2 separate regions of the Homo sapiens genome follow, and region 1 is linked to region 2. A link is an interaction called in ENCODE POLR2A ChIA-PET data of the cell type or tissue named here. Cell type or tissue: OCI-LY7. All regions are shown on one strand. Each heading gives the region's core, and the rest is flanking DNA. Links, peaks and the distances in the headings are about the cores only. Region 1 overlaps LOC124900162 (a long non-coding RNA gene). Region 2 overlaps CPLX1 (complexin 1).

The links. Peaks named below come from ENCODE experiments on the same cell type or tissue, not always from the same donor. Only the 100,000 strongest peaks of a DNase experiment are listed, where the experiment ranks them.
Region 1: POLR2A ChIA-PET joins it to region 2 with 5 read pairs; 2 of 35 experiments call an interaction of 5 or more read pairs at or near these places.

Annotation. Positions count from the first base shown.
Region 1 is chr4:614,289-619,652 of GRCh38, forward strand. LOC124900162 (a long non-coding RNA gene) reads left to right here. Exons shown (of 2, transcript XR_007057986.1): 2 at 3,434-3,810. Among named protein-coding and RNA genes, the nearest start is that of PDE6B, 8.6 kb to the right of the region's middle. In OCI-LY7, for the core only: no CTCF peak of the experiment used is centred there; no DNase peak of the experiment used is centred there.
Region 2 is chr4:791,921-797,284 of GRCh38, forward strand. It overlaps CPLX1 (complexin 1), which reads right to left. Exons shown (of 4, transcript NM_006651.4): 3 at 513-688. LOC105374339 (a long non-coding RNA gene) reads left to right here. Exons shown (of 4, transcript XR_925032.4): 3 at 3,360-4,186; 4 at 4,301-5,229. Among named protein-coding and RNA genes, the nearest start is that of PCGF3-AS1, 13 kb to the left of the region's middle. RefSeq lists enhancers at 1-84, 2,462-2,581, 2,932-3,161 and a silencer at 1,372-1,421. In OCI-LY7, for the core only: CTCF peaks have their summits at 641, 952 and 3,240; DNase peaks (open chromatin) are centred at 1,031, 1,571, 2,321, 2,641 and 1 weaker place; H3K4me3 peaks cover 3,266 bases; H3K27ac peaks cover 3,365 bases.

The sequences.
Region 1 (5,364 bases), core at 267-5,266, 180 kb before region 2:
GGTTCAAAATGTCTTCTGCCTCAGCCCCCCGAGTAGCTGGGACTACATGTGCATGCCACCATGTTTTTTTTTTTAAGTAGAGACGAGGTTTCACCATGTTGTCCAGGATGGTCTTGATCTCTTGACCTTGTGGTCTGCCTGCCTCAGCCTCCCAAAGTGCTGGGATTACAGGTGTGAGCCACCTCGCCCTGCCAAAAATCCCTGTTTTTTTAATTGTTGTATTTAGACCATTGATGTTCAAAGTAATTATTCATATAATGGGATTAACATCTGCCATTTTGTTACCACTTTCTATTTTTTTGCCCTTGTTCTTTTTTCCTGTTTTTTTTTCCCACTCTTTTTCTGCCTTTTATGATTCTAATTGAGCATCTTATATGCTCAGTTCCATTTCTCTCCTTTCTTAGAATATGTTAGTGATTGCACTAGAATTTGCAATATCATCCCCAATTAATCCAAGTCTACTTTCAAACACTCCACTGCTTCACAGGTAACATGAGTTCCTTACAGCAACAACATAATCTTAGCTCCTTCTTCGTGTCCTTTGCATGATTTATGCCATTTGTTTCCATCATGTCTAAGCATATGTAAGCATATATGTACATAAGACACACACAAGATACATAAGGAGCCATATATAATTAAATACATTGTTGTTATTATTTAGAGCTGTTATCTGTTAGATCAGCTAAGAATAAGAATATTAAAAATTTTATTTTACCTCACTGTTCCTTCTTTGGTGTTCCTCCTTTCTTTACGTGGATTTGAGTTTCTGATCTATATTGCTTTCCTCTCTTTAAAAAGCTTCAAGATTTTTGCAAGGCAAGTCTACTGACGACAAATTCCCTCAATTTTTGTTTTCCTGAAAAAGTCTTTATTTCTCCTTCACTTTTGAAGGATAATTTCATGGGGTGCACAATTTTAGCTTGGTGGGTTTTTTTCTCTCAACACTTTAAATATCTCACTCCGCTCTCTTCCTGCTGTGTGGTGCTGTGGTTCAGATGTCCCCTCCAAAAGTCCTGTTGAAATTTAATTGCCATTGAGACAATACTGAGAGATGGGACCCTTGAGAGGCGATTAGCTCCTGAGGGCTTCACCCTCGTGAGCAGATTAGTGCCATTAACTCAGGAGTGTGTGCGTTGTCTTGGGAGTGGGCTCCTGATAAAAGGATGAGTTCAGGCTGATTTTTTCTCTGTCTCCCCTGCTTGCGTCCCTGCTCTGCCCCTCACCATAGACTGACCCTGGCCAGATGCCAGCACCAAGCTCCTGGACTTCCCATCTCCCAGAACTGTGAGCCAAATAAACTTCCTGATAATTTACCCCATCTGTGGCATTCTGTTACAGTGGTAGAAAATGGACTCAGACACATGGTTCCTGAGAGAAGGTGGATGTCATTCTTATCTTGGTTCCGCTACAGGCAAGGTGTTGGTGTTGGGAGGTTTTTTCTGGCTTCTTTCAAAATTTGTTCATGTTTGATTTTACATAGTTTAAATATGAGATGCCTAGGTGTCATTTTGTTTACTTGTTTGTTTTCTTTGGGGGCAGTGTTTTTTGTTTTGTTTTGTTTTGTTTTGGCATTTATCCTGCTTGGTGTTCTCTGAGCTTCCTGGATCTGTGGTTTGGTGTCTGACATTAATTTGGAGGATCCCTCAGTCATTATTGTTTCAGTTTTTTTGTTGTCCCTTTCTTCCTTCCTTCCTTCCTTTCTTCTGCTTCTGGTATTATTTGTGTTACACCTTTTATGGGTGTCCTACAGCTTTTGTATATTCTGTTCTTTTATTTTTTTTTTTTTTTTTAGTGATTGTTCTCTTTGCCTTTCACTTTTGGAAATTTCTATTGAGCTATCCTCAAGCTCAGAGGCTTTTTCCTCAGCTGTGTCCAGTCTCCTAATGAGCCTATCAAAGGCAGTCTTCATTTCTGTTGCCGTGTTTTCTATCTTTATGTTTCTTTTTGGTTCCTTCCTAGACTTTCCATCTGTCTGCTTACATTGTCCATCTGTTCCTGTGTGCTGTCTACTTTACCCACTAGAGCTCTTGGCATCTTAATCATTGCTGTTTTAAATTCCTGGTCTGATAATTCCAACATAACTGCCTTGTCTGGTTTTAATGGTTGTTTTGGCTCCTCAAATTCTGGTATGGGTTTTTTTTTTTTTTTTTTTTTTTTTTTTTTTTTGCCTTTTAGTATGTCTTGTAATATTTTCTTGATAGCCAGACATGATGTACAGAGTATAAAGACCTGCCGTAAAGATGCCTTTAGTGATGTGGTTGTAAGATGTGGGGGGAGGGGAAGCATTCTAGAACCTTCTAACCAGGCCTCAGTCTTTAGTGAAACTGTGCATTGGGCTGTGAGCTTCACAAGGGTTTCTCAGCCGCCCACCCCTCACTTTCTTAGATGAGACAGGATGGCTCGAGGGGGCGGAAGTTGGATATTTCTCTTCCCCTGGCAGGTTATAGTCTAGCTGAACAGTTTCTCCTGAGGGCAGCTCTTGTTAAGGACAGAATGTTCTGGTGTGTTTCAAAATGATTCCATTTTCCATCCTCCTACCTGCAGAATGAGATTTTTCTGATATTCACTGTGAGAATGTGGTAGAACTCCTGGGGTAAAACTCACATACGTGCGGTGTCCACCATGACTGGGTCCCCCTGCCGTGGTGTCCCCCATGACTGGGTCCCCCCGCCATGATGTCCGCCACGACTGGGTCCCCCCGTGGTGTCCCCCATGACTGGGTGCCCCCGTGGTGTCCCCATGACTGGGTCCCCCCGTGGTGTCCCCCAGGACTGGGTCCCCCCATGGTGTCCCCCATGACTGGATCCCCCCGTGGTGTCTGCCATGACTGGGTCCCCGGAGGAGTTTGGAGTTGCCCACACTGAGCCTCCAGGGATCTATCAGCTACAGTTCGGGTTTCCCCGCCCTGGAACAGGCTCCTGAGGTGGTTTCCACGGATGCGTCTCTGCTCCGGCAAACCATGGCCCCGTCATTGACAGGCCAGCGCCCGTCAGCCCCTCAAGTCTTGGGTGTACCAGGTACCTACGTCTTCACCGCTGTTTTGGGTGTGGGAAGAATTGTTGATTTTCAGTCTGCTCAGCTGACTTGTTGTTAGGGTGGAGCAGCGGCTCCTGAGCTCCTCACATGAGGTACCAGAGGCTGGAAGTCCAGTTTGGGCAATGGCAGGTGTAGACTCAGAATGTTCCACGCGCAGGGGCTCCCCCGAAAGGCGTTCTTTCCCCAGGGCTCCTCCGAGCCTGGCTAGTACGGTCTCGAACTGCAGTCTGAGGCTGGTCCTGCCCAGCCACCTACCTTCCCTCTCCTTCCACAGGTGCCACAACCACACCCCCACCTGGGGTTCCCCACCTGCCCCTCCTTCATCTCCCTTCTACCCCTCGCAGGGAGCCCCCATCCCATAAATCCACTTCCTATTCTGCCTTGGCATCTGCAGGACAAGTCCCAGGTGGCCTTGGAATGAACAAGCCCCTCCCTTCTCACGCGTACTTCTCGAGAATACCTGAAGAATGTGCCAGGAATGCAACCACCTGGTCTAGGGAAGGACCGGCCGGACAGCCCTGGCTCTGCTCCTGTGCCTCCTAGGGCAGGATGTCCCACACACTGTAGCCCTATGAGTCACCCCTGGCTATGGAACCCAGAGCAGAGTGCACCTTTGGGATCTCTCAGCTGTGGTGTGAAGCGGGACACACATAGACAAGGCTCCATTCGTTCTGGGCAGCTTTCCCGAGCCTCGGGGACCCGCTCACCATGGATCCTAAGCTTCTGCTGTTCCCTGCTGCCTGCCTGTGAGTAATAAAGTTGCTTTCATAACTGGTTGTGTGTGTGTTCTGTCTCCCTGGACTCTTGCACGTGGGTTGATGCTGGTTCATGGTATTGGGAGTTCTCTAGAGTCCTCCCCTGAGGCTGAGTCCAGGGCATGCTGGAGTCCAGGGCGTCAGTCAGGTGTCCAGGTTGAGTCCAGGGCATGCTGTCTTAGTCCAGCTGTGTTGCTGTAAAGCATCACCTGGGGCTGGCTCATTTGTAAAGAAAGAGGTTTCTCTGGCTTACGGTTCTGAAGGCTGTACAGGAAGTCTGGCACCAGGGTCTGCTTCTGGTGACAGCTTCAGGAGCTTCCACTCGTGGGGGAGGTGAAGGGGACCCATCATGCCAGGGTGGGAGAAGAGGGGGGTGGGGGCCAGGCTCTAACAACCTGAGCTCACAGGAGGTGAGAGGGAGAACTCAGCCCCACAAGAGGGGTACCAGCTGTTCGTGAGGGATCCACCTCAATGACCCAATCACCTGCCACCAGGCCCCACGTCCAACATCAGGGATCACATTTCAACATGAGGCTTGGAGGGGACCAACGTCCAAACAAATCAACAGTGAACCTGCTTCCCAGTGTCTGCTTCCTGGGGAGTGCCAACTGACACCAGCCCCAGGGTCTGAATCTCTTGGTCCTCTGGAGCTGTGGGGTGAATCAGTGCTTCTCACGGGGGAGCTTCCTGTGGCTTTTTTTTTTTTTTTTTTTGAGACAGAGTCTCACTCTGTTGCCCAGGCTGGAGTGCAGTGGTGTGATCTCAGCTCACTGCAACCTCCGCTTCCCGGTTCAAGCAACTCTTGTGCCTGAGCCATCGAAGTAGCTGGGATTACAGGCACCCACCACCACACCCAACCAATTGTTGTATTTTTAATAGAGACGGGATTTCACCACATTGGCCAGGATGGTCTCGAACTCCTGTCCTCAGGTGATCCACCCACCTCGGCCTCCCAAAGTGCTGGGATTACAGGTACCCACCACCACACCCAACCAGTTTTTGTATTTTTAGTAGAGACAGGATTTCACCATGTTGGCCAGGATGATCTCGAACTCTTGACCTCAGGTGATCCACCCACCTTGGCTTCCCAAAGTGCTGGGATTACAGGCACGCACCACCACACCCAACCAATTTCTGTGTTTTTAGTAGAGACGGGGTTTTACCATGTTGGCCAGGCTGGTCTCGATCTCCTGACCTCAGGTGATCCGCCCGCCTCAGCCTCCCAAAGTGCTGGGATTACAGGCGCGCACCACCACACCCAACCAATTTCTGTATTTTTAGTAGAGATGGGGTTTCACCATGTTGGCCAGGCTGGCCTGTGGCCTTTTTGGTGGGCCTCCCCTGGCCTTTTAAATCAGGCAGCCATAGCTCTCATCTGCTGGTAATCCTCTTCTGTTCAACTGTTTCTTTATAATTTCATTCCTTTCTACCAGTTCAGTGATTGTTTCTCCAGAGAGTTGCCATTCTTTTTTTTTTTTTTTTTTTCTTTGGGGGGACGGAGTCTTGCTCTGTTGCCCAGGCTGGAGTGCAGTGGCACGATCCCAGCTCACTGCAAGCTCTGCCTCCTGGG
Region 2 (5,364 bases), core at 147-5,146:
CCAGGCTGCTCCCTGTGCCTCGTGCCCCTCGGACCTGGCCGCTGAGGGGACCGGGCTGAGTGGGAGTGACCTTGCGTGGCTGTCCTGGTGCTGGCAGCCACTCTGGGCCGCCTCGTGAATCCCAGTGGGTGCCCCCCTCCCTGAGTCCTCACTCCAGGCCGGGCTCACCTGAGAGCGCACCCCCCATGCCAGGTGGCCGCCCCACGACCCCTCGGCCCAGGGCCCCAGGCAGCCAGCCAGGCTCCACGCAGGGCTGCGCATCGGAATGCGGGCCTAGGAAGCCCGCCAGGGCTGGCGCTGTGGTCAGGAGCAGGAGGGGCTGGGCCCCACAGAGGGAGCCCAACCCGGAGCCCCCACCCCTCACCCCTCCGCCACTCTGAAGCCCCCAAAGGGTAGGAGGCCCAGGGGGACGCCCGCCCCTCTTCCGGGCAGCCCCTTCCACCCAGGCGGGATCTGGGTCCCCGCTGGACTCAGGGCCGCCTTCCCGCAGGCGGGGCCGGCCCGGCGCGCACCTTGTCTCGGATGCCCTGGCGCACGGCCTCGCGCTCCGCCTCCATCTTGGCGTACTTGGCCTTGCGCTCCTCCTCCGCCTGGCGCAGCGCCTCCTGCCGCTCCTCCTCCTTCTTGGCGGCGTCTGGGTCCTTCTCCTCGTCACCCCCCAGCATCTTCCCCATGTCCTTGGTGGCCCCTGGTACAGAAGTTGGTGATTCAGACCGCCCCATTCAGATGTCCAGGGCCGGGCTAGTGTCTCAGCCACACTCCCCCACCTTCTGGCCGACCCCCCAAACCCTCCATCCACTCGACCCTCTGGCTGCCCCCACCACCCTCCAGCCGCTCCTCCCACCTCCATCTGGCCCTGACCCTCCTGCCCGGGACCCTCCATCCAGTGTGCTGGGGTCTCCTGCTTTGCTTTCTGTTCCTCAAGAGACACAGGCAACTCCGTGGGGGGAGGGAGAGTGGCGCTGTGGTTGCGCGTCTGTATGCACCTGTGTGTGACTGCGTGCTTATGCGTACGTGTGGCTGTTGTGGTTGTGTTTGTGTGTGCACCACGTGGTCGTACATCTGTATGTGGTTCTGTGTTTGTGTCATATGCATGCCTGGCTGTGTGGTTGTGCATGTGTGTGTGGTTGACTGCATGCGGTTGTGTGATCAGGCTTGTCGTCTTGTGGTTGCGCGTGCAGTTGTGTGTGAGCTTCCAGGGGTTGAAGCGTCTTCTCTGGTCATGTGTCCAGCAGAGGCCTGGCCTCCTGGAGGTGGTGCGGTTCAGCCATCTATGCAGGCAGTGGGTTGAGGGGCAGGGCTGGCTGTCAGAGGCAAGGTCACCAAGTCTGACCCCTGGGGCAGAAGCTGGCATGGGGGCTGGCAGGGGCCCTGCTGGGGCAGGAGCTGGCATGGGGGTTGGCAGGGGCCCTGCTGGGGCTGCAGGGGACCGCTTGTTACTGGCACCCAGGCCCTAATTGCTCTGCGGTGCTAGTCACTACTTTTCTCATGAGCTGCTGATTCACAGGCCCCACAAACACCTCCCTAAACAGCTCTGCAACTCAGCCCACAGGACAGATATGCATAATTACGGGCTCTGAATACAGCAGGCACTGCGGGGAGCCCTGGCCCTCGGCAGCTCCAGAGAGCAGAGCAAGCTGGCTGGACCCAGCACACAGGTGTCACTGAGGGAGGTGACTTGGCAGAGCGGCCAGGCTCCTCCATGGCCACTTATAGCCCTCAGCGTTGCAGGGGTGCTCCTGGACCAGCCTCGTGTGTGTGAGGGGACTCTGGCCACACGTTGCCCCTGCAAATGCCGCTCTCCCCCCGCGGCCACCCGGCCCCCTCTCGAGGTGCTCCTCAGTGGTGAGGCACTGGCTCTGCCCCCTCCTTGAAGGTCTTGCCTCTGGGCTCTGCCCCCTGGATGCCAGACCTCCTAAGGACTGCCCCCGACCAGCTGAGCCCATGCCTCGGGTAGAGATGTCAGGTGAAATTGTGGGTTAGACTAACACCACCCAGCCACTTTCCACCTGGGTCCAGGTGTGCCCCCCACCTCGTTTCTGTGGATTCAGCAGCTCCATGTCCCTGGCGCTCTGGGTTCCCCCTCGCCATTACTATGCTGATACCGGGAAGCTCCGTGCTATACGGAGCCTGGGGCGACGCCCTCGCCTGTAGCTATCTGTGCCAGTGCTGCCTCTGCCAGTCACTCAGGAGTGAGCTCCCTGTCGAGGGTGGGCAGGAGCTGTCATTTGGAAGGCCCGAGCTGTTGGTGGGAGGAGAATAGCTTTTTGGTTGAGTGCTCTGGGCTGAAGGTGTCACTCAGACAGGGCCATGCCTGCATCCTGCAGGCGCCGCCGACTGCACCTGTTTCCCTGCCCCCCATATCCTGGCTGTCTGAAGCTATCACAGGCAGTGGGGTGTGGGGAGAACGAGCCCCTCTTGCTGCCCTCGTCGCTGCTGGGGACAGGCAGGCAGCCTATGCTAGGCACTTGGCTGATAGCACAGATCTGGACTCCTCAACAGAAAGCTAAGAGGCTTGTGGTCAGTTTTCAGCCGCATCTGCCATGTTTTGCAAAGCAGATTTTAGGCCCATGACTCAAGGGAAACTGGGTCACAGTAGAGTTGCTCCTGGATTCTTCTAACAGTCCCCAGTCATTGGACCAAAATCTCTCTGCCTCCAGCGGGCTGTCTCTAGCAGGTGTGTGGGGGAGGCAAGGACAGCCCCCACAGTCCTGACTGCCTTTGTGCAAATCTTAACCCCCATGAGAAAAGCTAATTCACCCTAAAGTGAGTGACCCGTGGCTCTTTCTCCCTCCTGGAAAGGACTGGCGTCTATAAGGAGGTGGGTGAGCCTGGTCTCTCCCCACATTGCTCTCCTGATGGAAGGGGTTCCTGGCAGGGGTGGGGAGCTGCAGGGCTTCTGCAGCTCAGTGGGCTGCCCCTTCCCTCCCCTCCAGCTGATCCCATAGGCTCTGGGTCTGGTCGCGGGAGCCGGCATTTATAGAGCACCAGGTGTGCTGCGCTCTGCTCCAGGGGTGCCTGTGGGGGGCCCTCCCGCTCTGAGAGTGTGGAGGCCCCACTTGAGCCCTGGGCTGGTCCAGGCGCCAAAGGCTTCTGGAAGGCCCACCTCTAAGGAGCCGAGGATTCGTGCTCCCCGCAGGCTGCAAAGCCACTAGGCTCAGAGGGACCCGCCGCGAACCTGGGGAGCGTCACAGATGCCGCCCACGCCCCCCCGCTTTTCGGCCCGGGTACTGCAGGGAGGCGCCTCCAGAACCACTTCCAAAAGCTGGGAATTGGGCGCAGCCAGGAGCGCAACAGAAACTGCGGGAAGCTTGTTCCTGGCACAGAAACCCAAAGTGCCATTTGCTCTCCCGGCACAGACGCCGGAGCGGCGAGACCGGCGCAGAACGGGCGGCCCCGAGCACTGCTGCGACCCCGCCGGCCTCGACCTCGACACCCCGCGACCCCGCCGGACCCTGGAAGCATGAGCTGCATCCCGCATCCGCAGGAGGGCGGCGCTGCGACCCACCCCCGCCCCCGTTTCCAGAGGAGGCCGCTGCGGCGCGGGGCGGTCCCACGTGGTGCCTGAGGCTGGGACACCCCGACTCTGATTGCAGGGGGGTCGGATCCGAGGCTGGGGGTCCCGCAGTCTGGCTGGGGTCCGCTACTGGCCTCGACGTACAGGGGCCGACCCCACCCCTACCTCGTTCTCTGAGCCTCAGCTTCCCCCCGTGAGAGGTGGAGGCGGTGGGGGGGCGCACCGGGCACGACCCCGCGGCAATGACGGGGCTGGCAACGCCCCCCACAGCGGCACAGGCGGATAAACCCTCTGGGGAGGGAGTTCAGTCCCAGCGGGAGGGGCCCTTCCCACCCGGGAGCTCGCCCCAAACCGGGTGGAGAGGGGGTGGGGGGGGGGTGCAGATCGCGGCGCCTCCCTGCCCTCTGGCCCTGCTGAGACTCCACCGCCCACCCCACCTCCCGGTAGCAGAAGGGGCAGAAGCAGAGACGTTTCCTCTGCAGACATCGGGGAGGGTGGGGTCAGGGCCGCGCGTTTCCAGCCCTGAGGCTCTTCCCGGGAACCCACCTCCCAGACCTTTGCTGGAGTGGCACCCACGCTCCCGAGACGCCCAGGCAGTTTCTGGGGGGATCTGCTTATACAGAGCAGCCGCCCCTGAGGTCAAAACCCTGCCCAGGGTTCCCTTACACGGTAAGTACAATGACAATGGCTGCATTCAATTTAGTATACGTTATACATAATGTATATGTAAATACTACATCCATTAAAGTTGATTTTTAAAGCTTCATTTTGAAATAATTGTAGATTTACGGAAGAGTCACAAAGATTGTATAAGAGGGCTCCCTAGACGCTGACATTGCAGCCACCGAGTGTTCGTCAAAGCTGAGACCTGGACATGGTACCAGCGACCACCCCACTGAAGACTTCATGTGGGCCTCACCACTTTTCCAGATCCGCCTCCCGGGTTCACGCAATTCCCTTGCCTCCGCCTCCTGAGTACCTGGGACTACAGGCACGCGCCACCACGCCTGGCTAATTTTTGTATTTTCAGTAGAGACGGGTTTCACCGTATTGGCCAGGGTGGTCTCGAACTCCTGACTGCCTGATCCGCCTGCCTCGGCCTCCTAAAGTGCTGGGATTACAGGCATGAGCCACTGCACCCAGCCCAATGTTAATTTTTAAGAATGGAAAAATGCTTTTTAACTTGAAATAAAACTACGGGGAAAATTATAGAATTGAATGAAAAATTAAACAATATCTAAATAAAGAAAGACACTTGTTATTTTTCTGGCCAGGGTAACTCCACACGTAAAGACGTCCATCCTCCCCAAACTCCGAAGAATTAAGAAGAAAATTCTGTGAAATCTGACAAGCTGAGTGTTGCATACAGACCTGCAAAAGGCCCATTTGCCAGGACAGACACCTGAAGGAAAAAGAGGAGAGTGAGGTCCACCAGATACCAAGACAGAATGATGATGGTGCAGTGGGAGGAAGACAGACAACGGGCCCAGAGTGGGGAGCCCATCCCCAGACCCCCACAGACACAGGACCCCCACGTGGGACCAGAGACAGAGGTGGAGGCTCAGGACCCTGGAGAAAGAATGCAGTATCCCCAGATGGGACAGGATACTTAATGGGAAAGAATAAAACTGGACCCCTGCACAACACACAGACACATTCTTATTGATTGTAGAACTAAACATGAATCCCAAATAAATGTAGGCAAAGAAAAACACAGTCCTTGCCACTCTCTGGCCCGTCACCAGCTGTATTTCCCTTTGTAGTTGTCCATTACCTGAAATGGTGCCATCTGTTGTTTGTTTGCTTCTGATTGCCAGTCTGCTAACAGAAAGCCCCATGGGAGCAGG